Linked DNA regions of Homo sapiens: region 2 is linked to region 1. A link is an interaction called in ENCODE POLR2A ChIA-PET data of the cell type or tissue named here. Cell type or tissue: MCF 10A. All regions are shown on one strand. Each heading gives the region's core, and the rest is flanking DNA. Links, peaks and the distances in the headings are about the cores only.

The links. Peaks named below come from ENCODE experiments on the same cell type or tissue, not always from the same donor. Only the 100,000 strongest peaks of a DNase experiment are listed, where the experiment ranks them.
Region 2: POLR2A ChIA-PET joins it to region 1 with 5 read pairs; 2 of 35 experiments call an interaction of 5 or more read pairs at or near these places.

Annotation. Positions count from the first base shown.
Region 1 is chr18:9,647,725-9,664,292 of GRCh38, reverse strand. LINC02856 (long intergenic non-protein coding RNA 2856) reads right to left here. Exons shown (of 2, transcript XR_002958226.1): 2 at 15,703-16,307. Among named protein-coding and RNA genes, the nearest start is that of LINC02856, 9.9 kb to the right of the region's middle. In MCF 10A, for the core only: no CTCF peak of the experiment used is centred there; a DNase peak (open chromatin) is centred at 10,672.
Region 2 is chr18:9,719,109-9,735,676 of GRCh38, reverse strand. The region is part of intron 1 of RAB31 (RAB31, member RAS oncogene family); the gene reads right to left. Among named protein-coding and RNA genes, the nearest start is that of RAB31, 19 kb to the right of the region's middle. RefSeq lists an enhancer at 576-1,075 and a silencer at 12,812-12,871. In MCF 10A, for the core only: no CTCF peak of the experiment used is centred there; no DNase peak of the experiment used is centred there.

The sequences.
Region 1 (16,568 bases), core at 7,742-12,741:
ATTTCCTTTGTTGTTTGGAAAATGCGGTTTTTTTGGACTTAAACATTTATCATAATTATGTAATTGTTTAAAATGTTCCTGTGGGATTTCTCCCACAACGTTTAAGCTTCTGAAGTGGCCTACCCCTCTCCGTGTTTTAATTTTTTTAAGCCTTTTACATGGTTTTAAATTTTTAAATGTTTACTTTTTGTAGCAACAGGATCTCACTACATTACCCAGGCTGGTCTCAAACTCCTGGACCTCAGACTCCCAAAGTGCTGGGATTACAGGCATGAGCCACTGCACCCGGCCTCGATTTACTTTTTTAACATTGAATTCCTTAATGCATCTATTGTCATAGCATGATTAATTGAATAATTTTTCTATCTCATTAAGTTGAGATTGATGTGATTTTAATCACATATTAAAATGTAAATATATTCGGTCCAGTTTTTTGGCTTTTTTTGTGTCATTGATCAGTTTCATTTTTCACTGCTACAATGCTATTTAATTATTCTAGTTTTATGTGGCTGTCTTTTGCAAAAATGGCTGCAATAATATTTCCCATCCCACGTGAACCTTCTAGAACCTTCACATTCCTCCAGAAAGATGGAGAGGCTGTGTTCCCTCCCCTTCAAACTGGACAGGCCCTTTTGAATGCCTCAGGAGTACTTTGCAGTGGAGGTGACTCATGCGACTTTTGAGACTAGCCTAGAGAAGGTCACAAAGCTTGTTCTAGGCTCCCTTGAGACACGGGCGTTTGAGCACGAGCCACATGTAAGAAGCGCAGCAGCCCTGAAACTGCCATGTTGGAACCACACAGAGGCAGGGGCAGCCCGGGACCCAGCAGGTCCACCCTCAGCCCTTTGAGTCTTCCCAGCGGACACAGCTGCCCAGCCTGGGAGGGAGCAAGTCTTTAGCCATACTAGCCCAGCTCCCACCTTACTGCAGCCACATGCAGAACCTCAAGGAAGAGCCACCCAGCCCAGCCCGGCCACCCTCCAGATTCATAAGACATGGGACGTAAAATCACTATTGTTTCTTGCGATACTGCGTTTGGAGTGATATATTATGCAGCAATAATCACCAGAACCCTTTATAACATGTTTTAGAGTAGTCCTGCTTCTTTGTTTTTTTTCAGAATTGACATTACTATTTGCATCTATTTATTCTTCTTGTGAATTTCAGATTTATGTGGTCACATTCCTGCTTCCTTCCGATTTCCTTCTTGGAATCTATTAACAGATGTGACCGTGTCTATATAGAATTGTATTATCTTTTAAATAGCATATTTAAAACTCTTTTCTATATAGCTATATAACTTCATAATTATATTTACTTAAATTTTGTCTCTATTATTGGACATTTAAGTTGTAGCATTTTTTTCACAATTATAAATAGTACCATGCCATTTTACAATAATGCATATTTGTGTACCCCCAAAATTCATAAGTTGAAACTTAACTCCTAGTAGGATGGTACCAGGAAGTGGAGCCTTTGGGAAGTATTTAGATCATGAGGGTGGAGCCCCCATGATAGGATTAGAAGAAGCCAGAGAGCTGGCCCTCTTCTTTATTTATTTATTTATTTATTTATTGTGATGGAGTCTTGCTGTGTCTCCCAGGCTGGAGTGTAGTGGCACGATCTCAGCTCACTGCAACCTCCACCTCCCGGATTCAAGCAATTCTCATGCCTCAGCTTCCTGAGTAGCTGGGATTACAGGCACCTGCCACCATGCCCAGCTAATTTTTGTATTTTTAGTAGAGACGGGTTTCACTATGTTGGCCAGGCTGATCTCAAACACCCTACCTCAGGTGACCCACCTGCCTCGGTCTCCCAAAGTGCTTGGATGACCCAAAGTGGTGGCATGAGCCACCGCGCCGGGAGCTGGCCCTCTTCTTTCCTCCACGTGAGGATACAATGAGAAGTCAGCTGTCTGCCTCCTGAAAGAGGGCTCTCACCAAAACCTGACCATGCTGGCACCCTGATCACAGACTTCCAGCGTCCAGCACTGTGAGAAATAAACTTCTGTTGTTTACAATAATAATAATGCTATAACAGATATCTTCATGCATATAACCTTTTCAGATAATGTATTGCCTCTCTGGGGAGACTTTTTTGAGGTGGAAATCACTGGGTCAAAGAGCAAGAACACTTTTAAAGGTGTGATACACAATGCCCAACAGTTATAACTATTTATTGACCCCACCAGGAATGTGCACAGACAGACCCACAGTGCCTCTAGGACTCCCTGTTATGTTTTATGTATTTGAATTAGCGAACAGTTACATTTTATTATTTTTGTTTGACTTGTACTTCTTTCATTACTAGTGACGTTGGGCATTTTCCTATTTATAAATTAAGAATTACCTATTTGTCTCCTTTATTAATGTGTGTATTACTACAGTCATCATTTTTTCTATTAACTTTATGAGCCCTTTAGATAATTACAGTGAATTCTAGGGTGAGCCACCCAGACCCCCCTTGAAGATGGATGCTGTCATTCTCACAGCTGCCAGGAGGATGAGCTGCTGACTTTTGCAACTGCTTCCCTCTCTGCAGATGCCTTCAGGAAAGGGAGCTGCCTTGCCCATGGTTAGGCTCCCAATCAGGGGCCACCCAAAGATCCATCCAGTGGAACACCAACCCCCTTGCCTTAGTTTGGGATGATTCTGAAAGACAAGCTGAGGCCTCAGTCACTCTTGCGTCCCAGGCCAGCTTTGCTCTCTGCTCAGTCCTGCAGCCCTCACTGCCTCACAGATACTGTTTCTAGAACCCTCCCTAATAAACTTCTTGTGTGCAAAGCTTCATCTGAGGTGGTTTCCAGGGAACCTGATCTAAGACAATTGATCATTTCTCATTGACTTTTCATTACTTCCCAGCCATTTTTTTTGCAAATATTGAATTTCAAAATATCATGCAAACACATCTGTATTATTTCTATGTGATTTCTTCTAAACTTAAAAGATGCCACCCCCAACACACACACCAGTGGTTTCACTAATACTCAGTTGTATTCTCTTCTAGCTTTTCGTTTTTGTCTTTTTCTTTTTTTTTTTTCTTTTTCACAGATTCTTCTGGCTTTTCTATGGTTGCCATTTTATTCTTGGCTTCTAATTCTAATGAAATTCATTTTTAGTGAAGGATTTGAAGCAAATGAGTAAATGCCATTTGTTGACGATGTCTCTCTCGTATCATTCATTTGCAATGCCTATCCTTCATTATATATTAAATGGAGGCAATGTTCTCACCATATTCTGCAGCTGTAAGTAGACAGCTGAGAAACCACTGCTTCAAAATGATTTCTGAAGCTGTCCACAATCTCCTCCATGTGTGTGGGCTTTTCAAATGTTCCTGCCCAGGCAGTGGAGACTTTGGGCCAAGCTCTGGCCTCTTTTCCCCATCAGCACAGCCCAGCACGTCACCATGTTTAAGATGAAGCCTGGATCCCAACGCTGAATGAACCTCACTGATTTCCTAGGAAAATTGCCCATACATTAGTGAGCTGGTAACTTTGCCCCCAGTACCAAATGGATCTTTATAGTCAACATTGATGTCCACATGGATAGCCAGATTGCCAAGAAAACATTCACAATTACCTTCCTTCCTTCCTTCCTTCCTTCCCTCCTTCCTTCCTTCGTTTTTATTTTGAGACAGGGCCTGCTCAGTCGCCCAGGCTGGAGTGCATTGGCACAATCACGGGCTCACTGCGGCCTTGATCTTCCAGGCTCCAGCAATCCTCCCACCTCAGCCTCCTGAGTAGCTGGGACTACAGGCATGTGCCACCATGCCTGGCTAATTTAAAAAAAAAATGTTTTTATAGAGACAAAGTCCCACTATGCCGCCCAGGCTGGTCATGAACTCCTGGCCTCAAGCAATCCTGCTGCCTCGGCCTCCCAAAATGTTGGGACTACAGGCTTGAGCCACCATGCCTGGCTTATGCTTCTTAATTAAATCAAATATTATAAATGAAAAATAGAAAAAAAGAGTGTTAAGGTCAGGGTTTCCTCGTCCAATAAGCACGCTTTTTGTATGAATAATATACTCTTAGTTCAGTCAGCACTTCCGTTTTGCCAGGCAGGCAGGAGGCTTACTTCAAAACCTCCCAGTGTATTTGGTGCCAACAAGAATTTTTTATTCAGTTCTGTCTTCACAGCCTCAGCCAATGGGTACGTTTACATGTGTGCATTTTTTCCCCATCAGTGTTCATGAGAAATCTATTTATAACTTTTCCCAAACTAGAATTTCTGAACAGATTTGGGTGGAATTCACACATTTAAAGCTTAGGTGCGGTGCGAACAGCCCGCGTAACCAAGCAAGGGGCCGTAAAACTCAAAGACTTTGGTGTCCGCAAAGCTCCTCCATGCTCTAGGAGCCGTGCACGCCTGCGCAGCCCATCCTCCTCCTGGGCTGGGGCTCTGGGCTCTGAGGGTGCAGTGCACTGGAGTGTGGGGTCTCGTCTTTACAGTGTCTCCAGTGAGTGGATACAGTACTGCTTTGGCCCGCTCTGAAGGGGTCTCCCCCAGCATGCGGACAGAAAGGTGGAAGCACTTCCTGACTCCGGCTCCTCCGGACCCCGAGTGCACTCGTGCACGCCACACTCACCTCTTCATCTCAGGGTCCCCAGCGCTGCAGCCCATGAGTTGGAGGCATTAAGGGAGGGTGATGAGGCCAGCGGTCTGGGCTTTCTCTTCTCACCAGTGCACCCCTGTGTGTCCTACTAGAGAGCCTGCTTTGCTGCCCCAACTTCCCTCAGTAACAGTTCACAGGTAAACCCCTTTTCTCCACATGGGCCCCACCTGTTTCCGCCCCCAGTGCCATCTGTCCTTTTAATTCCTTTTCTTCTCCCAGAGTTCCTGCCTCCCCCATGTCCTGAAAGCTTCGCATCACCCTCTCTCCCAAAGGTTGGTAGGTCTCGAAGCTTCTCTGGCGACATTTTCCCAGCCCCTTCCTTGATCTGTACATCAAGACTCTTTGTCCTCTCTGCCTACATCTGCTGCCAGGAAGAGAAGTACGAACTCAGACGCCCAAGATGAGAGGGGTGGGGAGGAAGGAGTTTGCGGTGATTCTCCATTCCCCACAGGTAGTTAGGGTTTTGCTTTTCTTTGGTTGCTTTCAAGTACATGTATTTTTTAATTAGACATGGTTCACACTTCGAGATTTAATCTCTTTATCATTGAGTCTCCATATGGACCCAAAACCCCAAACCCAGCTGGTGGGATAGTGAACTCTTTTATGAGTTCACTATCATAAAAGAGCGTTAGTTCCACTCTGACCTTGAATTACATGACAAAGCTTCTTCCAATCACTGGGTGTTGGTAGGATCCATGCCAAAGTACCATGCTCTAATTCCTGAGTAATACAACCATATATTTTAGATCCCATCTACATAATTCTACTGGGAGACACGTTATCACTTCTTCCCACCTCATCACTTGCTCCCTTCTCTAACTGTGGAGTGGAGAAATTGGAGCACTGTCTCTGTGGCCTACAGATGTCCTTGGGTAGCTGCTATACCCGGTCAGAGAAGTGGGGAAAAGCTCGTTCATGGATGACCAAAGAGGCCTTGTTGAAACACTATCGTAATTTACTAGAAAAGTTCCAGTACCATATTGGCAGTCGTGTTAAAGAGTAAAGTGCCACCCACAGTATTTGACACAGGCATGATTCAGCCATCAGTACACCCATACCTTCAGCATTCTTCTCCAAGACCCAAATAAAACTACCCTACTCACCTTCCAGTCATGCAGTTATTTACTGACAGCATAGAAAGGATTATCCTATAAATCCATTGTTGGGAAACCTCGCAGACCTGATCACCTCATGTGCTTGCCTGGGGGACAGGCTGAGCAAACGGCAGGAAACTGCCCCAGGCCCGGGCAACTAAAGGCAAGAGGGATTGGCTTGGCTGACTCAGTCACTCCTCACCCTGGGTGCCAGTCCACTTACAGGGCCGTGAAAGTCTCCCCTCCCAAAATCTACCAGGCCTGGTCAATAGCTTCATGTGTTGGAGACTGCTGGCAGTCAATTGCCCCTTCTTCCATATTAATAGAGTGTAAACTAAGCATGGGCTGCTCAGGAAGAGACAACATTTCCCAGACACCCTTGAGGCCAGGTGTGGCCAGGTGACTAAGTTGCTGCGTGACTGAGGAATGAACAACTTCCGTCTTATTGCTCAAAAGGAAATTGCTTCTGGACTTCTGCTGTTTGTCCTTCTCTCGGTTGGAAAGCCAGCGTGCCCAGTTTTGACCAGGCTCGTGAAGACCATGATCTAACGCAGGGGTCTTAGAGCCTTTTGTGCCATGAACTGCTTATAGTGTCTGGTGAAACCTATGGATCCCTTCTCAGAAAACTGTTTTTAAGTGCATAAAATAAAATACACCACAAAACATCCACTAGAGCAGACAAAGTTTGAAAGACTGATAATCTCTGGTATTAGTGACAACATGGGACAACTGGAAGTCATACATTGCATGCTGGTAAGAGTATAGCCTCACTCAACCACCTTGAAAAATAGCTTGGCGGTCTCTACTGAAACTAAACATATGGCTACCCTGTGACCCAGCAATCCCAGCCACAGCTTTATACCCAAGGGAAATGCATTCATGCACATGCCAAAGATGTGTGTGTGCATGTATATATATGTGCATGTGTGTGGAATATATATATATGTTATGTATGTATTATATTACATATATAATGCAATATGTGTTATATATGTAATATAATACATATATAATGCAATGTGTTATATATGTAATATAATACATATATAATGTCTGTATTATATGTAATACATGTTTTATATATGTATAAGAATGTCCACAGAGTGTTTGTAATAGTAACAACAGGAAATGGCCAGGTGTGGTGGCTCACACCTGTAATTCCAGCACTTTGGGAGGCCAAGGCAGGAGGACCATTTGAGTCCACGAGTTCAAGACTAGCCTGGGCAACATAGTGAGACCCCATCTCTACTTTTTAAAAATAAAAAAAAAATAAAATGAAAACAGGAAACTATCCATATGTCCACCAGTGGAAGAATAGACAAATAAATTGTGTCTATTCACAAAATGGAATACTACAAACAATAAAAGGGAATCAATTGCCAATACACAAAAACTTGAGTGCATCTCACAGGAATTATGTGGAGTGAAAGAAGCCAACACAAAAGCATACGCATTGCATGTTTTCTTTTTTTTTTTTTGAGATGGATTCTCATTCTTCTCACCCAGGCTGGAGTGCAATGGTGCGATCTTGGCTCACAGCAACCGCCGCCTCCCAGGTTCAAGTGATTCTCCTGCCTCAGCCTCCCAAGTAACTGGGATTACAAGTGTGCGCCACCACACCTGGCTAATTTTTGTATTTTTTAGTAGAGACGGGATTTCACCATGTTGCCCAGGCTGGTCTCGAACTCCTGGCCTCAAAGAGATCCACCTGCCTTGGCGTCCCAAAGTGCTGGGATTACAGGCGTGAGCCACTGTGCCTGGCCCTGGGTGTCTCTCTCTCTCTCTCTCTCTCTCTCTCTCTCTCTCTCTCTCTCTCTATATATATATATATATATATAAAATTTTTTTTTTTGAGATGGAGTCTTGCTCTGTTGCCCAGGCTGGAGTGCAGTGGCATGATCTCGGCTCACTGCAACCTCTGCCTCCCGGGTTCACGCCATTCTCCTGCCTCAGCCTCCCGAGTAGCTGGGACTACAGGCGCCTGCCAGCACACCTGGCTAATTTTTTGTATTTTTAGTAGAGACGGGTTTTCACTATGTTATCCAGGATGGGTGTCTATATTTTAAACAGGCTTCTCACGTGACTCTGAGGCCTGTGCAGTGTGAGTTTCTCCCCTGACTTACAAACAAGAATTTCTGGGGAATTGGTTGTCAGGAATTGTGTCCCAGCCTTGTCTCGGTTAAATCAGAATTCTTGTTGATCTGTCAGGGATTTCCTTTGACTTTAAAAATTAACATGCAATTAATTAAAATTCATAAAAACCTAGTTCTTTCTTAAGCATTTAAGTTCAATTCTCATATCTTGAACCTAGGAGGCGGAGGTTGCAGTGAGCCAAGATCATGCCACTTCACTCCAGCCTGGGTGACAGAGCCAGACTCTGCCTCAAAAAAAAAAAAAAAAAATATATATATATATATATATATATATATACACACACACCCCACCTCCATTCCAGACTGAATCAGGGATCTGGGGATGAAGCCTGGGAACTGTGGGGTTCTTCTTCTTCTGTACCAAGGATGAGGAGACGTTGGTGCTTTGAAGGGTTTCATATTAATTTCATTCATCACCATGCTTTCAGCGAGGAACTTAAAATGCTTTACATAACGTACCTGATTCATGCTAGTATGTGAATACAATTATCTCTCAGTATCCATGGGAGATTGATTCCAATAGGTAACCCAAAATCTGAGGATGCTCAAGTCCCTGATATAAAATGTCGTAGTATTTGTATATAACCTATGTACACTTTATAACCTCCCGTACACTTTACGTCATCTCTAGATTACTTATAATACCTAATGCAATGCCTAGACATCACTTCATTCTCATGGAGTTAACGTAGTATTTGGTGTGGCAAATTCAAGTTTTGCTTTCTGAAAATTTTTGGAAGATTTTTCTTAAATATTTTCAATCTATGGTTGGTTGAATTCACAGATGTAGAACCCACAGATACAAAGGGCCAACTGTATATGGTAATAATAACTCCAGGCATAGTGGACTTACAAATGTCTCCATGGCAACAATTCACTCTCTGGTTTCCATGGTGAGGTTTATAAGGACCCTCAAATTTACTTTATTTAAAATTCTAAATTACTTTGCTGTTGATCAGACATACATAAAGAGCTATGTTTTAAAAATAACTCTCTAGTATTGTTTCAGGACTCCTATAAAGAAAGAAAGGAAAAAAAAGGAAATGGAAGAAAAATAATAGTAATAAATCAGTACCTCCCATGAAAGCTCCTGTTATGTGGCAATGAATTAGAATATCAAGGTCAAACACTGTAAAACTGAATTAAACAGCCCACATAATTTCTCCATCTGACTCCCATTTGTCAGAATTCATTTTTGTATTAATACAGAAAATGAATCATTGTTCAAACAGGCATCATTTTTATGAATTAAAAATGCATAAATCAACTGAATGTCCTTTATTCAGGAAACATTTCTCTTTATACGTTGTGCAGCTTACACAGATGTCTGATCACGGGAGAACTGACTGACAAAATGTTGATGAGTCAAACTGTCATTCCCCAATAGGGAGAATGCCTCACAATTAAATACAAGATTTAAGAAGATGAGTTGTAACACTAATTGTTCCTTCAGAAATGTCACAAAGGAAGCACATCATTTTTTTTCCCCTTTTGTTGCGATTTGGGAAGAACAAGGGCCTGGGAAAAGTGCTTGTACAGTCCTTCCCTCAAGCAAGGGGCCTGCATGTCATTGGGTTCTGGGACTGGTAGGCTGGGAGCAGTGAGTTTCGCCCCTCATCCTGGGATCTAGGGGGAAGGATGCACCCCTGTTTGCCCCCACTATCTTATCTGGGAGCAATTAGGACATGGCACTACCTGAGCTTCGCTGAGCACAGGATAGTGGCTTATTTTGAATGCAGCCTTAACCATTATCTTCACTGTGTTACTTTATTTTATTTTACTACATCTTATCTTGCTTATACTTTTGAAACAAAGGACTTTCATTCTTTATTATCACGGACTCTAGCCTTGCAACACGTAAGAGACATTGACCTTGTTGAAAACAACTACTGTTGGCCAGGCACAGTGGCTCACACCTGTAATCCCAGCACTTTGGGAGGCTGAGGTGGGCGGATCACAAGGTCAGGAGTTCGAGACCAGCCTGACCAACACGGTGAAACCCCGTCTCTACTAAAAATACAAAAATTAGCCGGACATGGTGGCATACGCCTGTAATCCCAGCTACTCCAGAGGCTGAGGCAGGAGAATTGCTTAAACCCAGGGGGGCGTGGAGGTTGCAGTAAGCCGAGATTATACCACTGCCCTCCAGCCTGGGCAACGGAGCAAGGCTCTGTCTCAGAAAAGCAAAGCAAAACAAAACAAAACAAAAAACTATTGTTGCAAAAGAATTATAAATGTTACCAGTGACGATTTGGAAAGAAACCAGGGTAGGTTCCATTTGGCCCCTCAAAGATCTGCTTCCGAGCCAGGTGCAGTGGCTCACAGCGGTAATCCCAGCCCTTTGGGAGGTCAAGGTGGGTGAATCACTTGAGGTCAGGAGTTTGAGACCAGCCAGGCCAACGTGGTGAAAGCCCCATCTCTACAAAAAAAAAAAAATACCCGGGTGTGGTGATGTGCACCTGTAGTTCCAGCTACTGGGGAGGCTGAAGTGGCAGAATCACTTGAGCCGAGATTGCACCACTGCACTCCAGCCTGGGCAACAGAGCCAGACCTTGTCTCAAAAAAAAAAAAAAAAAAAAAAAAACCTGCTTCCGGTCTAGTGCTCTGACACCGCCTGTATGTCTTTTAAAAATTACTCAGCATCACGAGGCCTCATTTTCTTCATCTGTAAGATAAACTGCAAAATAAATAAATAAATAAATAAATACAAGACAATTTCTAAATTCCCTTCCAGCGTTAGAATTCTTGTCTCTGCTGTCTGTCTCCTGCACCTGGCACAATGCCAGTGGCCATGTTTGTGTTGGACGCTGAGGCCACATCCCTTGGACACATGGTCTTGTGTGGCACAGCTGGTGCCCTGGGGCTGAGTGGAGAACAAGGCCAGGGTTGTGCCGGGTCAACAGCAGTGACTTCCAAGTGTATAACATTGAGTCTGTTACCCGAGAGGCAGCATCACAAGGATCAGGAGTCCACCCCAGATCAACAAGGGAGCTTCCTGGGTAGCCAGAAATCTGGAGCCTGTGGAAAAGCTAAGCTGTAAACTGATGGTGCTAGGAGCATGAGTGCTTCAGTTGCCAGTTTACTTAGACAAATTTCACTGAACAGCATCCAGTCCCTTGTATGGTTCTTATTAAATCAACCACTTCATGCTTGGGATATATTTCGCCCTGGATATTCTTAAAAACGACATTCAATCTCTAATATGCTGTGTGGCAGGTAGAATAATGGCCTCCAGAAATGTCCACATGCTAATCCCTGGAATCTGTGTATATGTTGCATGGCAAGGAAGCATTAAAGTCACAGACGGAATTAAGGTTGCCAATCAGCTGACTGTAAAACAGGAGATTATCCTGGACTATGTTGGCCTAGTGGAATCTCAAGAGTCTTTTAAAGTGGAAGGTGGGCAGATGAAACAGGTCAGAGGCAGAGGGAGACTGGAAGATGCTGCACTGCTGATTTTGAAGATAGAGGAAGGGACCACCAGCCAAGGGATGCAGGTGGCCTCCAGAAGAAGGCAAGGAGACAGATTCTCCCCTGAGCCTCCAGAGTGAGCTCAGCCCTGCCCGCACCTTGGCTTTAGCTCAGAGAGACCCATTCCAGACTTCTGGCCTCCAGAACTGTAGGAGGATAAATGCATTTTACTTTAAGCCACTATGTTTGTGGTAATTTTTAACAGAAGCAATAGGAAATTAATAGATACTGTGTATTCTAATGTCAGAGTCTAGATTACTATGATAATAAAAAATACAAACAAAAGGAAAAATATACAAATTTTTAAAAGTGAAGTAAAATAAAATGCTTCAGAGATTTACTATAATGAGTTCATTAAGATGACTGGAAATTGATACATTCAAAGCAAAAGAAATAGTAAATTAAAAATTCCAGAATAAAACTACAAAGAAATGAAATGCACGTTATTCTTGTGAGTTGAAAATGCGCAATTGTTTTTTTTCTCCTTCAGAGTCACTGTGAACTGTGAGCTCCAGTTAATCATGGAGACTTGTCAGGGGAGGGTGGGAATTATGCACCAAGCATGAAATTGGGTTGAACCTGGGAGTTGCTTAATTGCCAGATTCCGTATTCAAGGGAGAAGTCAGAAGACCAGAAGCACATGGGTAGTAAGTCCTCTGCAATGCATCTGGCCAAGCAGGTATGGGAGGTCGGATAAAGACTATGAGTCAAGAAGGAGGTCAGGCCGGCACGGTGGCTCACGCCTGTAATCCCAGCACCTTGGGAGGCTGACATGGGCAGATCACGAGGTCAGGAGATTGAGACCATCCTGGCTAACACAGTGAAACCCTGTCTCTACTAAAAATACAAAAAATTACCTAGGCGTGGTGGCGGGCACCTGTAGTCCAAGCTACTGGGGAGGCTGAGGCAGAAGAATTGCTTGAACCTAGGAGATGGAGGTTGCAGTGAGCCGAGATCATGCCACTGCACTCCAGCCTGGGCAACAGAGCAAGACTCTGTCTCAAAAAAAAAAAAAAAAAAAAAGAACCAGGTCATACAGGAGTCCTGAAGCTCAAGGTAGGGGCAGGAACTAGAAGAGGATAATGACAGCAGACAAGGGCACCCCAACAAGGACACCTTCAAAGTAAGGGAACCTCTACATCAGCCAAGATGCCTCCTGCTGAGTCAACAGCGTTCCTAGGGCACAGAGGCAGGACTGCATCAGAGGGATTAAGGAATGCCAGTGAGGTTAGTTTGGCAGGTGGGTGGGTGGGGGTCACAGCAAAGGACATATCTTGACATTTGCTTGATGATAGAATAAATGATTTTATCTATCTGATCATTTTTAAAACTTTACTTTGAAAATTGCAGACATATACCAAAGAAGTGAGATGGCCACCTTTGTCAGTATCCTCAACCACTTGCCCCCTGGGGAAACAACTCCCAGCACATCACTTCACCTGTAAATATTTCAGTATTTGTCTCTAAAAGGATTCTATTTGACCAATTTTTAGTAAAAATACCCACACTAAGTTATTTCAGCTGACCTGCTTTTCTAGTCCCTGTTCTCCAGCAATCTGATTACCTTTATCCTTTGGAAACACTATACCTGGCTAGCAGCTGAAAACCTATGCACCATCTCTACAGTCAAGCTGACATCAACACAAATTCCCATTTGCGTTGAATTTTACCACTTACAAAAGACTTACACAGACTTATATCCGTCCTCTCCGTAATGCTTGATGTCCTTTCCAACACCAACATTTCTTGCAGTCTCTTCTTCTTTTCGGGTGTAGAGATAAATGAACTAAAGTTACAGGCAGGAAAGTGAAGTTTTGCAAAGCTGTTTTCCATAGGTAGGATCACAGTCTCCAGACATCTTGTCCCTGCGCATTGTTAAACATTTGCAGGGAGCAGGGGACTATGCTAGGTATTTTATTTTATTTTTATTTTTTACTTTTATTTTTATTGTTTTGGAGATGGAGTCTCACTCTGTCACCCAGGCTGGAGTGCAGTGGCACAATCTTGGCTCACTGCAACGTCCACTTCCCAGGTTCAAGTGATTCTCCTGCCTCAGCCTCCTGAGCAGCTGGGATTATAGGCATGCACCACCACGTTCAGCTAATTTTTGTATTTTTAGTAGAGACGGGGTTTCACCATGTTGGCCAGGCTGGTCTTGAACTCCTGTCCTCAGGTGATCCACCTCGCCTACCTCGGCCTCCCAAAGTGCTGGGATTACAGGTGAGAGCTACTGTACCCAACCTATGCTAGGTGTTTTAGACATATTCTTTTATTGAAACTGCACCCTGAAATTGGCATTATTACCAACTTTTTATAAATGCGAAATCCCAGGCTTGAAAACGTGGAGTCACTTGTCCTAGATCAATTCTGGAAAATTCTGGAATACCAGCCCAGGTCCCTTTGGCTCCTATGCCTGTGCTATGATTGACTACACCAGGCCTCATGCTCACCCCAGTCTCCCTTCCTCCTCCTCTCTCCTCCCCTTTTCCCTCTACCCCAGGGACGGCAAAGGAGTTGGCTGTCGGAACCTAGTCCCTTTTCTCCCTAATACAAAACACTTGGGAGTCACCGTATTTTAGTGAAGGACAAAGAATAAATAGATGTCTGTTCTCCAAGCATTTCAAATTTTGGAGATCCAGATGTGGATTTTCTAGAAAGTTAATGAAGACTGACAAGAGTCTCTCACTTGCTGAGACCTCTGTGGGGCCCTGGGAGGAGCCCTAGCAATATGTTCACACAGACTTATATTTCTATAAAACTGGCAAAAGCTACAAAAAATTAGCCAGGCATGGTGGCGGGCGCCTGTAGTCCCAGCTACACGGGAGGCTGAGGCAGGAGAATCCCTTAAACCCGGGAGGTGGAGGTTGCAGTGAGCCAAGATCGCACCACTGCACTCCAGCCTGAGCGACAGAGCAAGACTTTGTTTAAAAAAAAAAAAAAGAAAAAAAAAAAAAAACACTGGCAAAAGCAAGAGATTTTTAAATTCCTCTTCTGAAAAGCTCCCCCACCCCCAGTTTGTGTCAGCTACAGGCCCCACAGCCCAGATCTTCCCTCACAAATCTCACCCATCACAGAAGCCTTCACTATCCTTGTGCCTTGGCTGAGACCCAAGGGGGCTGCAGCCAGGGAGGAAAGCTGGGGAGTGGGGACCCCTGCCCCTGAGCCTGGGCAGCAGGAAGCTGTGTGCATGGCTCCAAACATGAGAAAACAGCCTGAATTTTCCCACAGGAACCCTGACACAATATTTATGCATACAGTCAGGCATCACTTAATGATGGGGATTCTAAGAAATGTGTTCTAACAAATGTGTCCTGGGAGATGTTGTCATTCTGTGAACATCATTGAGTGCACTAACACAAACCTGGATGGCAGAGCCTACTACACACTGGGGCTGTTCGGTGTAGCCTATTGCAGCTAGGCCGCAAAGCTGTACAGCGGGTTACAGTCCTGAATGCTGTAGGCAATTGTAACACAATTGGGTATTGAAACATATCTCAACATAGAAGAGGTACAGTAAAAATACGATATTATAATCTTATGGGACCACTGTTGTATATGCAGCGCATGACTATAGTTGAAAGAATGTATTTATAATAGTTCTCAGGCACATTGTAGATTTGTGGGCATACCAGGAGACCAAAGACCACACTATTGTTTCCATGAGAAATATGTTCCAAATACCAATGGTCAATCCCAAAAGAAATTGTCTGGGCACCATTGATGAAAGTGGTTTTAAGCAACCCCACAAGTACAGATTCTGCCCATTCTTCAAAGCCAGACTAAATATCTGCCTGAGGAGGCCTCCCAGGATTGTCTCTGAGCTGAGTCCCATCCCTGAAGTCCTGAAGTCCAAGCACACTTCTCTCTACCTCTCTGCGGCACGTATCACCTACAACCTAGATTTATATTTGTTTGTGGACATGACTTAGCTTGTCTACTTTACTGTAAGTCCCAGGGGCAGGTCCCTTTCTTATTCATCCTGAAATCCCCTTAACACCCAAACACGGAAGTCCAGAAATACCGTCTGGCTGAATGAGTGAAAGAATTGGTGCTTGAATGAATGAAATCTGTTAGGGGTCCATCTCTCTTCTGAACTTCTAAATCACTTATTTGCCTCTTTCCTCTAGCAGTTATTTATTAAACATGTGACACATTCCCTATGTCAGCTCTTGTTTTGTTCACTTTTTCCCCAAGAAGAAGTTTAGCTTCTTAAGGAGAAATCGTGGTCTCTATTTTTTGTATACTTCATGATGATGAACATCAAGATTTGCTCAGAGTAAGAGCTCAGCAAATGTTGGTTGGCGGAATGACTAATCTTCAGGTGGAGGTGCTTTAGAGGATGTAGAATCACACAATTACTAAGCATAAATAGGTCTTGATGTATCAGACAGGCATTTATTCTCAGGAAAAATGAACTGCGGGAGACTTAGTACTGGTCAGCATAACAGACAGTATTCCCATCTCATTTAAATGTCTTTATTACCAACTCTGGACCAAGATTGCTCTGAAATTCCTTGAACTGCTGGAAATAAAAGAAGTAACCCTTTTAACTCTCAAAATGAAATTTAAAAAATTAAAAATAAAAAAATCAAGTAAAATCTAATATCAGAAATCATAAAACCAAAAGAGCATTTATGTTGGTCTGTGTCATTGTCTCAGGTGGGAAACTTTTCTTACAGGGAATTGATGCTTTTCTTGCAGAGAATAGGTGCCCTGAGTTTCTGTTCCCACAGACACAGCGATGAGTTGGCAGAATTCATTTCCTTTTCATGCCTGGGTAAAAATCTTAAGCAACAACACAGGGAGTTCAGGTCCTTGCAAAAGCAGGTCCATCCTCCGACAGTTCGGAGACGAGAGCAGGGACCAGTGTGGTTCTGGAATAGGTATGAGGACGGGGACACCACACAGCTCATGTCCAGAGGATGGAATCGCTTTGGCTCTATGCCATTATCAGGACATTCTTCTGCTTCAAACTGGTCTGAAACAAAATGGTACTTGTTTAAAAAGAAAGAAATTCCATACATTTTTCAAAACAAGGTAAGAGCTAGATAAACAACTATCCAGTTCAGTTTGCATTACGCAGTATTCCAGGGGTTACAGATTTTGTGACCCAGGGAGGGTCCCTGGAAATCAAATCAGAACAAGAAACCCCAAGTCAGTGCCACAAGAAGAGTGGGAGTGTATAGTTTGTCCAGACCCAGCAAGGCCATGCATGGGCTCTGTCACAACAGGCTCATAT
Region 2 (16,568 bases), core at 4,570-9,569, 75 kb before region 1:
CCCGTTTTTAAAAGGAGAAATAGGTGCTCAATACCTTAAGAGACTTTGTAGAAATCTTCCTCTTTTGTCTGACATGCCATCCAGACTGAGGAAGAGCCGGAAACTTCAGGGCCACACGAGCCACGGCCATGGCCACATCACCGAGTGCGGAAGCACCGTGGAGGCTGTGGTAATGCAGGTGGTGTGCACCACCACAGGATCAACTTTGACAAATGTCACCCAGGTTATGTGGGAAAGCTGGTGTGAGGCATTACCACTTAAAGAGGAAACAGAGCTTCAGCCCAACTGTCAACTTTGACAAACTGTGGACTATGATCCGTGAGCAGACACAGGCAAATGCTGCTAAAAACAAGACTGAGGGCCGGGCATGGTGGCTCACACCTATAATCCCTACACTTTGGGAGGCCAGGGCAGGCGGATCACTTGAGGTCAGGAGTTCGAGACCAGCCTGGCTAACATGGTGAAACCACGTCTCTACTAAAAATACAAAACTTAGGCAGGCATGGTGGCAGGCGCCTATAATCCCAGCTACTTGAGAGGCTGAGACAGGAGAATCACTTGAACCCGGGAGGCAGAGGTTGCAGTGAGCCGAGATTGCACCACTGCACTCCAGCCTGGGCGACAGAGCGAGACTCCATCTCAAAAAAAAACAAAACAACAACAACGACGACAACAAAAAACCACCGCCACCACCAAGAGGCTCCTCCCATCACTGCTGTGGTGCAACTGGGCTACTATAAAGTTCTGGGAAAGGGAAAGCTCCCAAAGCAGTCTGTCATCATGAAGGCCCAATTCTGATGAGCTGAGAAGATTAAGAATGCTGGGGGGCCTGTGTGCTGGTGGCTTGCAGCCGCAGGGAAGGAGGTTCATTAAATGCTAAATACTTTTTAAAAACAAAACCAAACAAAAAGAAATGGATATGGAAAGAATAAAACCACACACAACTTGTCTCTCACCTGGCACACAGTGCTGAGGCGCCAGAGACTCGAGTCCTTCCCCACCCCACTGCTCCCCCGCAGGGGTGGCTCCTCGGGCCCCGCTTTGTTCATCGTATCCGGGATCCTTTCTGCACCCTGCCTGCCTCTCCTTTCTGCTGTTCCTCACCTTCACTAACAATTCACCCCTCCACACCTGCAGATAGGCTCCCCAGGCTGCCAGGCTTGGCTACAGTCATCCTCTCGGCTCACCCTTAGCTCACTCACAACTTAAACTCGCAAGGTTTTGCCCATGTTCTCCTCGTTAGGTATGTAACGCTTCCTGTCCGTGTTCAGGAAAGGCAGCGGGTGTGGTGGCTTCACAACACAATCGCTGGAGTCCATAGGCCAGGAGGTAAGCACAGGTCCTGCCACTTACTGGCTGCGGGGCCCTGAGCAAGTATTTAACTTCTCCAGGCTTCCATCTCAATTGCACAATAGTGACAGGAAGAGCAACACCTCACAGGGCTGTGACAGTGCAGGGAAGGAGTTCGTCCAGTGTCAGTATATAGAGTGCGATAGATACTAGCTCTTATGTACCTGAGGACCTGAGTGCATGACCTTAGTTTAGCCTTCCTCCCTCCCTCCCTCCCTCCCTCCTCCCCGCCACCCTGCCCCCCAGCTTCCATCTCACATAACTGGACACAGGCTCCTGACTACAGGGCATGCCTCTCCCATGTAACAGAACACATTTTCTCCCCTCTTTACATTTGTATTAATAGATACTCCCCTCTTTTCAGTTGGGAGGAATTTGACCCATGCCAGCAAAATTCACTTATTTTTACCAACCAAGCCCCCCCTCCCCAGTAACCATGCCTCCTATTTTTTTTCTAGTCTCTTCTTTCTAAGAGCTACTGCATCAAATTTCAAGGATCACTAGAAAACAACGGTACAATGTCTCTGAGGGAGTCTTGAGGGAAGGATGGGCAAGGGTTTGCAGGCAACGGAGAGGCTGGCTGCAGAAGGGCTGCAGGTGGTGTCTGAGCCCAAGAACCTCATCAACAGAGCAGGGAACCAAGGCCGTGGTCCCAGCAGTCTTGTCCACACCCACCTGTGGACCGAATCCTGGAGGGAACCAGAGCCCAGGAAAATGGAATGAGGCTTGGAGTTTGGATTGGGTCTCCAGGCACAGAATACGAATGAGAATTCTAGGCCGAGCTATTAAGCAGAATGAAGGAGAACCTGGGCTTCCAGAATGCCTGTGGACACTGAAGGGTGGGACAGCTCTGGGAACAGGAAGAGCCATCTTCCAGGACACCTGTCCCTGGTCAGCCTGGAAGCAAGCAATGCTGGAGCCACACTGCAGTCAGGGGTCGTCATTTTGTCCCTCAGAACATACACCATATATGCCACATCTGCACACGTCGGATGGTTCTAACCTGGTGGGAGGAGTGACTCCCTCACAGCTCACTGTTTGGGAAGAGGAAGGATCCAGGATCTAGGATCATTTCCAATATATTGCATGTTAAGCTCAATTTATTCCTAACTTATAGACTCACAATTCCCACTGAATTAGCAATTTCTGGATTAGCTCCAATGGAAGTGATCCCACTCAAACCAAAGTGGAAAAAATAAAGATTTATAGCATGGAAAACACCCAAGTGCTGTGCGCAGTGGAAACTGTCTAACTCGCCATTCTATTTGCTTGTTTTCTACCACTGATCCAAACACATCAGCATCCAGAGCCAGGTGCCACCTGGTGAAAGCTCAGCTCATCACCATTGCTTCCCTTAACCTACCCTCAAGTTTCATTCCTTTAAGCATCCTGCAGCAACCACCAAGTGAATTCAATATAGGTCATGCTCCAGGTTATTATGCTCAGTAAGATGAGCATTAGCACAGACGATGAAAACTCACAATACACTCAGCACCCAGCAAAACTCTTGTGTGTTTACAGTGGCTCAGTCAATACTGTTGCATGAGGAAAGCAATGCATTCAGACTCCAGCCCAGGGTGTTCACGGCACCCTGCAAAGTTCAGCGCCAACCAGCTGATTCCTTCAGGGAATTTTTAAATTTGTCTGAGATGCTGTCACTTTATCATGACAGTTAAGGGGAGAAGGAAAAAGAAGTCCTTGCAGTAGCACCAAGCACTAGGGAGAGGTTGGAGACACGGCTGTGGTGGAGAGCATGGGCTCTGGTGTCAGACAAGCCTGGGTACAAGTTCCAGGACCCACCTCACTGCATGCCCACACCTAACCCGCTAACAGGGCCGTTGTGAGGACCAGAGATTGTGAACAGAGCACTGAGCATGAACTAATGTCACCACAGGGTCTAATGTATTCCAGGGGAGGATTCTGCCCTCTGCTCACCTGGCTACAGCCCTGCCCTGCTGCAGTGGGTGCAGGACTTGGGCCTCTGGGGAGGTTTCTCTGGAGACAGAGCAGACCTAGGGCTCTGATGAAACCCCTGCCCCAGGGGCCCAGCCTCATCCGGTGACCGGCCCTCTCCTTGTTGCCTGCATGCGTGTGACTCCACGTCCCCCTGGACGAAGATGGTCTGGTACCTGCATAGGCAGAGCAGAGCCCATGCTGGATGAACCCAAGAGCTCTGAGGGCATTACTAGTGACTGGTGCCCCTGGGGAGAGGAGTGGCAGAGCTGAGGGAGACGGAGGCTGGGCATCGTTTCTCGCTGCTCATCCTGTGTGTCTTCTGCATTTTGTCCTCTGCGCATGTAAATATATAAAAGAGAAAGTGAATGAAAAATGCAAGCCTACCTTTGCAAATGTGTGCACATTAAAATTTGTCTGAGTTCAATTCCTATCTGTTTGGGTGAGGAGCTTATTATCATAGATAAAAAGCAAATTCAGGCCAGGCATGGTGGCTCATGCCTGTAATCCAGGCACTTTGGGAGCTGAGGCAGGCAGATCACTTGAGGCCAGGAGTTCGAGACCAGCCTGGCCAACATGGCAAAACCCTGTCTGTACTAAAAATACAAAAATCAGCTGGGCGTGGTGCCACACGCCTGTAATCCCAGCTACTCAGGAGGCTGAGGCAGGAGAATCGTGAACCCGGAAGGCAGAGGCTGCAGTGAGCCAAGATCACACCACTGCACTCCAGCCAGGGTGATAGAGCTAGACTCTGCCTCAAAAAAAAAAAAAAAAAAAGCAAATTCCCAGAAAGGTTCTCATCTTTACATCATCACACAGGAATCACCTTGTGAGATCCACTCAGAAAGGGCAGATTCCCTCCCATACAGTTGAATCACTGGTTACCCTCATGACCACTGGCAAAGCCAGCATGGATGAATCAACAGCAGAGAGAATTTTATGTCACCTTGCACAAGTTAATTTTCTAACATAACGATTCTCTCTTTTACTTTATTCTGTCCAAGCACCTGGTAGAGGTAATAAATTATTTAATGTCCAAAAAAACAGCAAAATGGAAGAAAAGACCAAGGGAAGCTTAGGGAAGACCTGACAATGCCAAGTGGTTAAACTGCCCCAAAAATAAAAGAGCCAGCTTGTAGCTGGGCACATATCTGTAGTCCCAACTACTCGGGAAGCTAAGGCGGGACGATCACTTGAGTCCAGGAGTTCGAGACCAGCCTGATCAACACAGTGAGAACCCCCATCTCAAAAACAAAAAACTGGCTTGATATGCAGCTATGTGAAACAGCAGATATGCTGTTAAGAAGACAGAAGCCAGATGGAGCAGAGAAAGAGCATTCACTCACCCTGTGGTTCTGACTTAGCATGTAGTGAGGCTCACATGGAACTCTCAAAACTCAAGAGTTGTTGGCTACAGATCCTGCACACTCAACTCATGGGAGACGATAAACACTGAGACCTCTTCCCTCTCTCCACCAGAACAGAGCTTAAATGCAGATGCTTTCCCCCAAACTCATCACATACCATATAGGAGGAAAGAGAGAGGCTTACGGAAATGAATGCCTGCCGCCCAGCCACCCTGTGCAGAACTTCCATCTCACTGGGCATCTCACATTGACAATACAGAATGTCCCAAGCACCAAACCCTTTGATATCTTCTCTGCTGTCACTTCACACACTTTGCATTAGGAGAATGCTGGTAATCAGGAAAGAGGATTTACATATAGCATTTCAGCTTCTCCACATGCAACTAATTCTGTAACCATGTTTTCAAAAATACAGTGAGGACCGGGTGTGGTGGCTCATGCCTATAATCCCAGCACTTTGGGAGGCCAACATGGGGGAACACATGAGGTCGGGGTACAAGACCAGCCTGGCTAACACGGTGAGACCCTGTCTCTACTAAAAAAAATACAAAAATTAGCTGGGCATGGTGGCACATGCCTGTAATTCCAGCTATTTGGGAGGCTGAGACGGGAGAATTGTCTGAGCCCGAGAGGCAGAGGCTGCAGTGAGCCAAGATCATGCCACTGCACTCCAGCCCGGGCAACAGAGCAAGACTCTGTGTCAAAAAAAAAAAAAAAAGATAAGGTGAGGCTCGAAGGACTTTGTAAAATACTAAGACACTAAATGCGTATTTTAAATTTGCCCATTAAGTTTTGGGCTGCGTAAGAAATTAGTAAAAAATATTTCCAAATAACATGCAGAAGTTGTTTTTAAACTTAAAATCTCATATTTTAGCTACACCCACAGCGATGCTATAGAGAGGAGCTGGATTTCGTTGTATCTGAATGGCTCAGATTATGTTCCTTCCAAAAAAGTTATTTTATGTACGATCATTTTTTATATGAAGCATATGAAAAATCACCCAGAATCTACCACGTATTTACCACATAGACAAATGTCCATCTTTAGATCTGTCATTCAACACCATGTTATTCTTTTTATGCAACAGAATGCAGTGTGTGAGAAGTACATCAAGAGAAGAGTAAAAAAACAACCAGGGGTAAATTCATAATTCGGACACTACTGGCTCTGATTTTTCTCAAATTCAGAAATTAATTAAAATTTTAATAGAACATAGAGTCCAAAAACAGACACACATACACATGGAAATCTCATTTATGACAAAGATAACATGTCAGACCAGTAGATAATGATTATGAATTAATCAATACATGGTATTAAAGCAACCAGCTAGGCATTTAGAGGGGGGTGGGGGAGGGGAGACTAAATCCCTAGCTGGTTCTTTATCCCAAAATCCACGTGCTCAAATAATTTAAAATGTAAAAAAGAAAATATGAAAGTACTAGGACAAAATATAGCTAAACACTTTTTTTTTTTTTTGAGACGGAGTCTCACTCTGTCCCCCAGGCTGGAGTGCACTGGCGTGATCTTGGCTCACTGCAAGCTCCCCCTCCCTGGTTTACGCCATTCTCCTGCCTCAGTCTCCTGAGTAGCTGGGACTACAGGTGCCCACCACCACGCCCGGCTAATTTTTTATATTTTTAGTACAGATGGGGTTTCACCATGTTAGACAGGATGGTCTCGATCTCCTCCCCTCGTGATCCGCCCGCCTCAGCCTTCCAAAGTGCTGGGATTACAGACATGAGCCATCGCGCTAAATACTTTTATAATATTAGAGTAGAGAAGGATTTTCTAAGCAAGACATAAAACATCAAAATCACAAAAGATTGATATAGTTAACTAAATGAAGATTTCTAAATATCGGTATGATTTTTTAAAAGACAGTAAACAGTGAAACATGAAACAACAAACTGAGGAAAAACATATGCAATACAAATAACAAAGAGTTTAGCTTCTTAATATACAAAGATTACTCACAAATCAGTAACAAAAACAACCCAGTTGAAAATGGGTAAACGATGTGAAGGGGCAGGTAACAGAAAAATATAGTCAGTCAATAAACAAATTTTTAAAATATCCATTGTCATTATAAAGAAATGCAAATTAAAATAGATTATCATTTTTAATCTATAATATTAGCAAAAATAAAAAAATTTATTATATTCATGGTTGGGTGGGGTGGCTCACGCCTGTAATCCCAGCACTTAGCGAAGCCAAGGAGGGGTGCATCACGTGAGGTCAGGAGTTCGAGACCAGCCTGGCCAACATGGTGAAACCCCATCTCTACTAAAAATACAAAAATTAGCCAGGTGTGGTGGCAAACACCTGTAATCCCAGCTACTCGGTAGGCTGAGGCATGAGAATCGCTAGAACCTGGGAGGCAGAGGTTGTAGTGAGCCAAGATTGTACCACTGCACTCCTGCCTAGGTGATGGAATGAGCCCCTGTCTCAAAACAAACAAACAAACAAACAAAAAATTAGGTTATATTTTGTGTTGTAAGGGTGTAGAAAATCATGTCATCAAACATTTAAAGGGAGTGTAAATTGGCGCAATATTTGAGGTTAATTTTGCAATATCTTTTTAGATATCAATCTCCTATTCTCTGACCCAACGTTCTATTTCTAGAAAATCCCACAAATACATTTCATTCACGTACATTAAGATTCAGGTACAAAGATTTTTATTGCAGAATTGTTTGTAAAGCCAAAAAATGAAAACTACCTCAACATTTATCATTAGGGCACCAGTTAAGTAAATCATGATATACTGTTGTGAGAGAACACTATGTGACTTTTAAAATAAGTGGGATTGCTCTATACATGGGGCCAAGGAATAATACTCAAGGTTTACCTTTAGAGGAAAAAGGCAAGAAAATGTTTGCATATGCATAGACCATAGCTTAAAAAATACACAAGAAATAGAAGACATTAGTAGAGAAAGGTGGTCTTTTTTACTTTTCATTTTATACCTATGTGTACCTTTTTTATTCTTTACAAGTATACATTAAGTTTAGTCATTAAAAACAACTTTAAAAAGACTGATCTATTTGCTAAGAGAGTAGATCTCAAAGTATTCTTACCACAAAAAAGATAACTATGTGAGATAATGAATGTGTTAATTAGCTTAACTGTGGTAATCATTTCATAATGTATACAATCAAAACATCATATTGCATACCTTAAAAGTGGACATTCAATTTTTACTTGTCAACTATACCTCAGTAAAGCTGGGGTAAGAGGAAAGACTGATCTTAGCAAAGATTTTCTTCATAGAAAGGTTTTGTTCATTAAAAATGGAAACAAGACATTTTTAATATTTGAGAGAACTGTTTTCAAACACCCTTGAGCACTTTAAAATGGCTTAATTATACACAATTAACATGCTTCTCAGGCCGGACACAGTGGTTCATGCCTATAATCCCAGCACTTTGGGAGGCCAAGGCAAAAGGATCCCTTGAGGCCAGGAGTTCGAGACCAGCCTCGACAACATAACGAGAACACTGTCTCTACAAAAAATTTAAAAATTAGCCAAGTGTGCTGGAGGACCTGTGGTCCCAGCTACTCAGGACACTGAGGTGGGAGGATTGTGTGAGCCTGCGAGTTTGAGGCTGCAGTAAGCTATGATCACACCACTGCACTCTAGCCTAGACGACAGAGAGAGACCCTGTCTCTAAACAAAACAAAGCAAAATAAAAGTAATATGCTTCTCATTTTAATCAATTTTACAAGGCCTCTGAAGACACTGCTTTCCAACCTTATTCACATCCCAGCAAACAGAGAAAGTGCTATTATCTACATAGCACCAGGGCATACGGGCCCACATGGCTACAGCTGGAAGAAGCCAAAGGGCCACAGCCTACCCAGCCCATCTCCCCAGGCCAGCATCCATGTCTCTGCACACTTGTGGCCCAATGGCAGCACATTCTGCCCCAGCCCTTTGGTCCTAAGAACGTCTATTAATGCCATCTTAGTATAAGTACCTAAAAAAAACAAAGATCCTACAGTAAGCATCTGCTACAACTTAAAAACAAGCAAAAATAAATGTTACAGTGTTAGAAGTCAAGACAACTAGTTACTTTTTTTTTAAGGTAATGCTTGGAAGGGGGAACAGGGTGGGCTTCTGGACAGCTGGTAACATTATTTCTTGACCCAGGTGTTTACATAGGTCTGTTCCATTTGTGAAAGTCCATCGTGCATTAAACTGAAGATTAGTGCACTTTGTATGTTATACTTCAATAAAAAATTTAGAGTATGTTATAAATTTAGTCGAATGAATGAAAATAATGATGTTCTACAGTATTCATTTAGTGAATTGAAAGCTATTACTCAGCACCTTTTACTTGCCAGACCCCGTAGCAAAGTATATAAAGAGAACAGCTCAGCCAGAGCTCCTCTTGTGGAAACAATCTACTTAAACTCCCTTAAGCCTTAAAGTTACGAGGATGTAAAACAGTCTGGGAGAAGAGGCTGCTAAGGTAATATCTTGAATATTACATGCCAGGCAAGGTTCCCCGTTAGAGGCATTATCTACGCAAACTGTCAGTATTTTGCAATGAGAAAAGTGAGCCCCAGAGATTACATGATTTGCCACAGCGAATACGTGCCCAAGTCCACCTGCTGCCAGGGCTCATCTGCCCTCCACTGTGCCACCCTGACAGCAGTGCTTGCACAGTGACCCAACAGCTGTAATAGCAGACCTGGGAACCTCTGATCTCTAACAGTCCCCTGCAGTCCAGCAGGTTGGCCTTCTGGATTGATCACATTTCACAAACTGACATTTCCTGAACCCAATTTATAGTGCTTAAAAAGTATCCTATGAGAAAGTAAAGGAAGAAAAGAACTGGAAATGGTTGCCTCCTGCACTGTGGAGCTGGGAACCCTGGAGCAGTCACACTGCCTGGCTTAGGGTCCACTTCCCACATGGCCTTTATGACATTGAGCAAAAACATTTCACATGGCTAAGCCTCTGTCCTTCACACCTGCAGATCGAAGACAAAAAGCCAACCACATAGAGTTATTTGAGGACTAAATGAAATAACATGAGGACAGTTCACTGTAAACTGTAAAGTGCTAAACAAATATATTGTTGTCGCTGCTGCTGTTGGTATTATTATAAACGCATTTGAGCCTTTTACTGCCATCAAGGTGAGACCATCTCTGATACTGGACTTTGCCTCTGCACATCTCATACATTCCCAGAAATGACAAACAGTTACCTGTAACTCCAAAGAACCTGACCAGGACCCTAACATTGTGGGAATTTGCATGTTTTCCTTCCACGGAAATGCTTCAAACCTGGTTCAAATTATTCAATAAAATTATTAAATTATGTTTTTAATACAAGACCCCTTATTTTTAAAAAGTCCATTCTATCAGACCAGTGGTGCTCTCCCTACTACATGCCAGTTTTGAACAAATAATTTGTAACATATAACAATAACAAAAATAACTGGTTTGTGGCACAGTTAAGTTATTATGTGCATTGGGATTTAGAATCATACAAAGCTAGTTCTATTGCTCGAAGCATCCTTTATTAGCAGTCAGTCCTTGAGCATGTTACTTAAATCCCTGTGCTGCAGTCTCTTCATTAGCAAGATAAAGATGAGAATAGAACTTGCCCTTATAAGCCTATTAATGTCATAATTTATGTAAAGCACTTATTCAGTAGGGTAGATTAAGGATGATCACAAATTCTTGCTATTCCTCCCATCAAGAGGTGGAGTCTAATTCTCCTCTCTTTGCTTCTGGGCTGAAGCAAAGCATTTACCTTGGTAAAATGCTTGATCAATAAAATGTGGTAGAAATGGCATTCTGGGATCTGTGAGGCTAGGTCAGAAGAAGTCTTTTAGCACCCACCTCCCAAGGCTCTGGAACACTTGCTGTGAACTCAACCAGCCACCATATGACAAGACTGGCCACCCTGAGACTCCATGCTATGAGGAAGCCCAAGCTACCCAGGTAGAGGGGCCACTTGGAGAGAGTTGCTTGATTAGCACCCAACCGACCCAGCCTGCCCGGTCCGCTCACCAGACAGGTAAGCAACAAAGCCTTCAGATAACTAACCACTGCTCATCTGAGCCCAGTCAACCTACAGAACTGTGAGAAATATTAACAAGTTGTTATTTGGAGCCACTGAGGTCAGGGTAGTTTGTTATGCGGCAATAGGTAGCAAACACTGAGCACAGTCCCTGGCACATGAGTTATACTCAGTACAAGTCTACGTGCTTAGGATTATGGGGCTATTACCTTTTTCAAACACTAGAACAATTACAAGCTCATCTGCATAATGACATCCTTCTTAATCAAAGGCATTCTGAAGCGCTTCCTTAAAAGAAAGGCGTGCATTCCAGGGCTATGTACCAATCCTTCTCAATCATTCCTGATGTTGCCGAGATTCACAGCAGAAGCAATTACAAATTATTATAGTGCCTGTGAGTCTACAATTACTGTTTTTCTTTCACCCACGGATATTTTTAATAAGGAAGAAGCCAAGGGCATATAAAGAAGGCACAAGTAGAGTGTAACTACTTTGTTCATAAGCACAAATAAGAATGTGCACATCTGGTTATTTGTGACACAACAGTTAAGATTAACAAGTCAGAAGCAAAGCGCTGATGCAAATGAAGTGTCCAGTCATGCAATTCTCATTAACAGTAGCAACATGTGTAAATCAGTACATTATGTGAAGTATCATTTCAATAATAATGTTTTTTTTTTGTTTTTTTTTTTTTTTTTGAGACGGAGTCTCGCTCTGTCGCCCAGGCTGGAGTGCAGTGGCGGGATCTCGGCTTACTGCAAGCTCCGCCTCCCGGGTTCACGCCATTCTCCTGCCTCAGCCTCCCAAGTAGCTGGGACTACAGGCGCCCGCCACTACGCCCGGCTAATTTTTTGTATTTTTAGTAGAGACGGGGTTTCACCGTTTTAGCCGGGATGGTCTCGATCTCCTGACCTTGTGATCTGCCCGCCTCGGCCTCCCAAAGTGAATAATGTTTTTTAAATACTTATATTTTGATTATACAATATTACACACTAGGTTCTTGCTATGCTTTAGATGTAGTCTGTTTGTCCCCACCAAAACTTGTGTTGAAATTTGATCACCAGTGTAATAGCGTTGGGAGGTGGGCCTCGCGGGAGGTGTTTGGGTTATAGGGATGGATCATTATGAATACACTTAATGCCGTTCCACTGGGGTGGGTGAGTTCTGACTCTAGCAGGAATGGATTAGTTCCAGAAACAATCGGTTGGTAAAGAGTCTGGCTTATTTGGTTTTGCTCTCTTGTATCCTCTCTCACCATGTGATCTCTTTGCACACACCCACTTCGCTTCCACTTTCTGCCATGAGTGGAAGCAGACTGAGGCCCTCACCAGATGCAGCTGCCCCGTCCTGGACTTTCCAGCCACCAGAATCGTGAGCCAATTTCTTTATATATTACCCAGTCGCAGGTGTTCTGTTACAAAACACAAAATGGACTAAGAAAATTGTCTTGCTAAGATTAATCTATGAAAAATAATATATATAACTCATCTTTTTAAATAGAGGTATTTTTAAAAATTTTTATTTGCCATATTTACTAACAATTCCCTAACAAATGAATTGTTTTGGAAGATCTTGAAATGACTGAGTTCATTATTCACATGCTCATAAAAATGCTTTTACAGGCCAGGCACGGTGGCTCACGCCTGTAATCCTAGCACTTTGGGAGGCTGAGGCAGGGAGATCACCTGAGGTCAGGAGTTTGAGACCAGCCTGGACAACATGGTGAAACCCCATCTCCACTAAAAACACAAAAATTAGCCGGGCATGGTGCCACACGCCTGTAATCCCAGCTACTCGGGAGGATGAGGCACAAGAATTGCTTGAACCCGGGAGGCAGAGGTTGCAGTGAGCCAAGACCACACCACTGCACTCCAGCCTGGGTGGCAGAACGAGACTTGGTCTCAAAAAAAAAATGCTTTTATGAACAAAACCTATTGCATTCTTTGCTTTATTTTGCAACACAGACTTCTGAGGTTTCAATAGTATCTGCATCTAGTCATGGGAGTAGCTAGGATTTGCAAGGTTGTCTATTAGTTGTGTCATACCAGAAAAAGTAGTAAAACTGTAGAGCTGAGGAATTGCATCTTGGCAGACACTGGCCATACCTGAGAACATACCTCCATCTTCCACCTGGTGGTGCCACAGGAATGCAGCCTTCCTTGTCCTTGTCCAGAGTCCTGCCAATACTGTGACACTTCGTAAGGGAACAGATCGGTTCCATCAGTCCCTGGATAATCACAGTGGTTAGAGCAGGGTTTCTCAGGCCCCTTTAAGACTCCACATACTTTCATAAGGGGAAAAACAATCTCATGGACCCTGAGGTAGTCATTAACTATTCCACTGTATAAATATACACAAATAATAAGGGTACACATAAACTGTGCTATTCTGAAACTACAAAATAGACACAGATACATTGATTAAATACAAATTAAACTATAAAGCCAACGACCTTCCACTTGACATTAGTTTCACATGATGAACAGTGTTGCTCCACTGTGGCTGGATTCCGAGGTACGCATCATGCACCATGTCATGGTTTAATTCCCTTGTGCTCCATACACAGTCCATCAGCAACGTTTGTCAGCTCTACCTTCAAAACACAGCTTACATGGGATCATGTGCACCACCTTGCTGCTACACTCTGGAAGTCACCACCGCTCCCATGTTCCTTCTGCATCCTCCTGTGGTCAGCCCTCACACAGCTGCCAGGGCAATCTCATAAAAGCTAAGTCAGATCATGTCCTTGCTCTGTACCAAAACCTTAGCAAGCTCTCTCACTTGATTCCAAGGAAATGCCAAAGTTCCTACACCAGCCCGCAAGACCGCGCCTGATCCAGCCCCAAACCTCCCTGACCTAACCCCCTTCTACACCCTCCTCTCCCTCCCTTCTCTTTCCTGCCCCAGTCACACTGCTCGCCTGCTGTTCCTCAGACTCACCAGGCACATCCACCCTGCTCCAGCCTCACAGACCTCTCTGTCTGGTGGCACACATGGCTGCCCTGAGTACTGTCTCTTTGATCTTCACTCAGATGCCTCCTTTCAGAAATGCCTTCTCAAGCCCCTACCTGAAACCACACTCCTCCCAACCAGCATGCCCAGGGCCCTTCCTCACTTTCCTTTTCTCCACAGCACCCCTCACCATCTGCCACACTCGGTATTTGTGCACCGCCTGTCACCCCTACTAGAATATCAGCTCCATGAGGTCAGGGACAGTCCATGTTGTTACCTGCTATTCCCCCAACCCCTAGAAACTGCCTGGTATACAGCAGGCACTCAGTAAACACCTGCTGCATGTGCTGCAGAATCACATGGTCTTCACATGGCCCCAGTTATTTCTTTTTTTTTTTTTTTAGATGGAGTCTCGCTCTGTCAGCCAGGTTGGAGTGCAGTGGCGCAATCTCAGCTCACTGCAACCTCCACCTCCCATGTTAAAACAATTCTCCTGCCTCAGCCTCCTGAGTAGCTGGGATTACAGGCATGCACCACCACACCCAGCTAATTTTTTATATTTTTTGGTAGAGACAGGGTTTCACCATGTTGGCCAGGCTGGTCTGGAACTCCTGACCTCAAGTGATCTGCCTGCCTTGGCCTCCCGAAGTGCTGGGATTACTACAGGCATGAGCCACTGTCCCCGGTCGACCCCAATTATTTGTATACTAACTCTACATCGGTTATTTTCTCCTTAGCCAGTATTAATGACGTTAACGTTGTCACACAGAATTCTGTGACAGGATGATGACCTGGAAGATACAGGATATACTTTTATTTATTTTTCAAATAACAGCACACAGAAAACAGATATGCCACACACAGAAAACCTGTAGAACCCTAAGACGGATAGACAGGCTCATAACTTTCCTAGACCCCATTTTGAGGAATAGGAAATCAGAGAATGGTGAAAAAGCCCAAATATCACCCCATGAAGAGGTCACCATTCCCCAAAAGGAGGTGGCTGCCCTCCCATGATGGACCACGGACCCCAGAGAACGACCTGCACAGGTGAAAGCACAGCACTACCTGCTAAGCCAAATCTGCATCCTGTTGATGCCAGACCTGTCATTTCACCGAAGCTATAAACTCAAACTGCAAGACCCCTTTATAATCGGACCTAGAGTCACTTTCCAATTTCATTACCAGTGTACCACTTATTTCCAGTAAGAACCAAATGGATCTCGCCCTGTCAAGCATCTCCTTGTCCCCTGCAACACATTTTGCAGGTTTTAACGAAATTACACAAAGTAATACATGCTCACTAAATAAACCAATACAGAGAAGCAAAAAAAAAAAAAAAGAGAAAATTACTTATAGGCCCAAATCTACCCCCCGCACCAGGCAGGTAACCACTCTGACACCGAATCTTGGGGAACCTTCTCCCTGTGTGTGTGTGTCTCATGTAAGTGAAGCCACTCCCACCGGCTCCCAGACACGCCCCCTCCGCACCTCACCTGACATCAGCCCTTCTTCTGGTTCATTAGCAGACACCACACGCTCTCCCTGGTCACCCCAAACTCCACCAGCCCTCACCTTCTGAACATCTGGCAACTAAGCATCTGGCGATATCCCACTGGGATGTCTGGTACTGTTACCTAACTTTTCCCATGTACGCCCTAGCAGGCCAAGGACATTGTTAGACTGTAAACCTCAAGGACAGAAACTACCGCATAGCACCCATGTAATACAACTTTGATAACTAAAGATTTCAGGCTGGGTGTGGTGGCTCACGCCTGTAATCCTAGCACTTTGGGAGGTCGAGGCGGGTGGATCACTTGAAGTCAGGAGTTCGAGACCAGCCTGGCCAACATGGCGAAACCCCATCTCTACTAAAAATAGAAAAATTAGCCGGGCATGGTGGTGCATGCGTGTAATTCCAACTACTTGGGAGGCTGAGGCAGGAGAATTGCTTGAACCCAGGAGGCGGAAGTTGCAGTGAGCCGAGATTGTGCCACTGCACTCCAGCCTGGGTGACAGAGCAAGACTCCATCTAAAAAAAAAAGGTGAGCCTGGCCAGGCTTGACGGCATCCCTGGCAGCACCCTGCTGTGCCCCGCGGCTTGCTGAGTGCCTGCTGTGGCACGGCGGGAAGGAGTTTGGCACACTCCCACTGAAAGGGTGGGAGCAAGTGAAAAGCAGGGTTAGAAACACTTTCCTGTAAAAGCGAAGCCTTGGATGCCTCTTTCAAGGAGGTCGGGCTGATGACTCATCGTGTGAAGTGGAGAGAATAAGAAAATAAATTAAAATGATGGAAGAAAATGATCCTGCAGGGGCAGAAAAAAAGCAGCGACATAACAGAAGAAATACAGGGCAGGATGGTGAGGTTGACATTGGTCCTAAAATATAAAGCCGTCCTCCGAACGTGAAACAAAAGACAGAAAAAAAAGAAGTTAAATGAGGAGGTGAGTGTTACAGAAAAGGAGGGCAAGCAGGATGACTTATCTTTGGCTGTGGGATTACAAACAAACTAAAGAGGAGAACAAATAGGATATTGCCAGCTAATACAATGATGTGTCATTATTAAAAAATGGGATTAAAGCCATCATCCTGTATTCCTCACCTCTACAGTCTAAAACTACAACAGCATGTATCATTTCACTACTAGATCATTTCCCCTCCCTCATAATTAGATCAAATTTATTTATTTATATATATATATATATATATATATATATATTTTTTTTTTTTTTTTTTTTTTTTTTTTTTGAGACAGAGTCTTGCTCTGTCACCCGGGCTGGAGTACAGTGGCACAATCTCGGCTCCCTGCAACCTCCACCTCCTAGGTTCAAGTGATTCTCATGCTCCAGCCTCCCTAGTAGCTGGGATTATAGGCGCACGCCACCACGCTCAGCTAATTTTTGTATTTT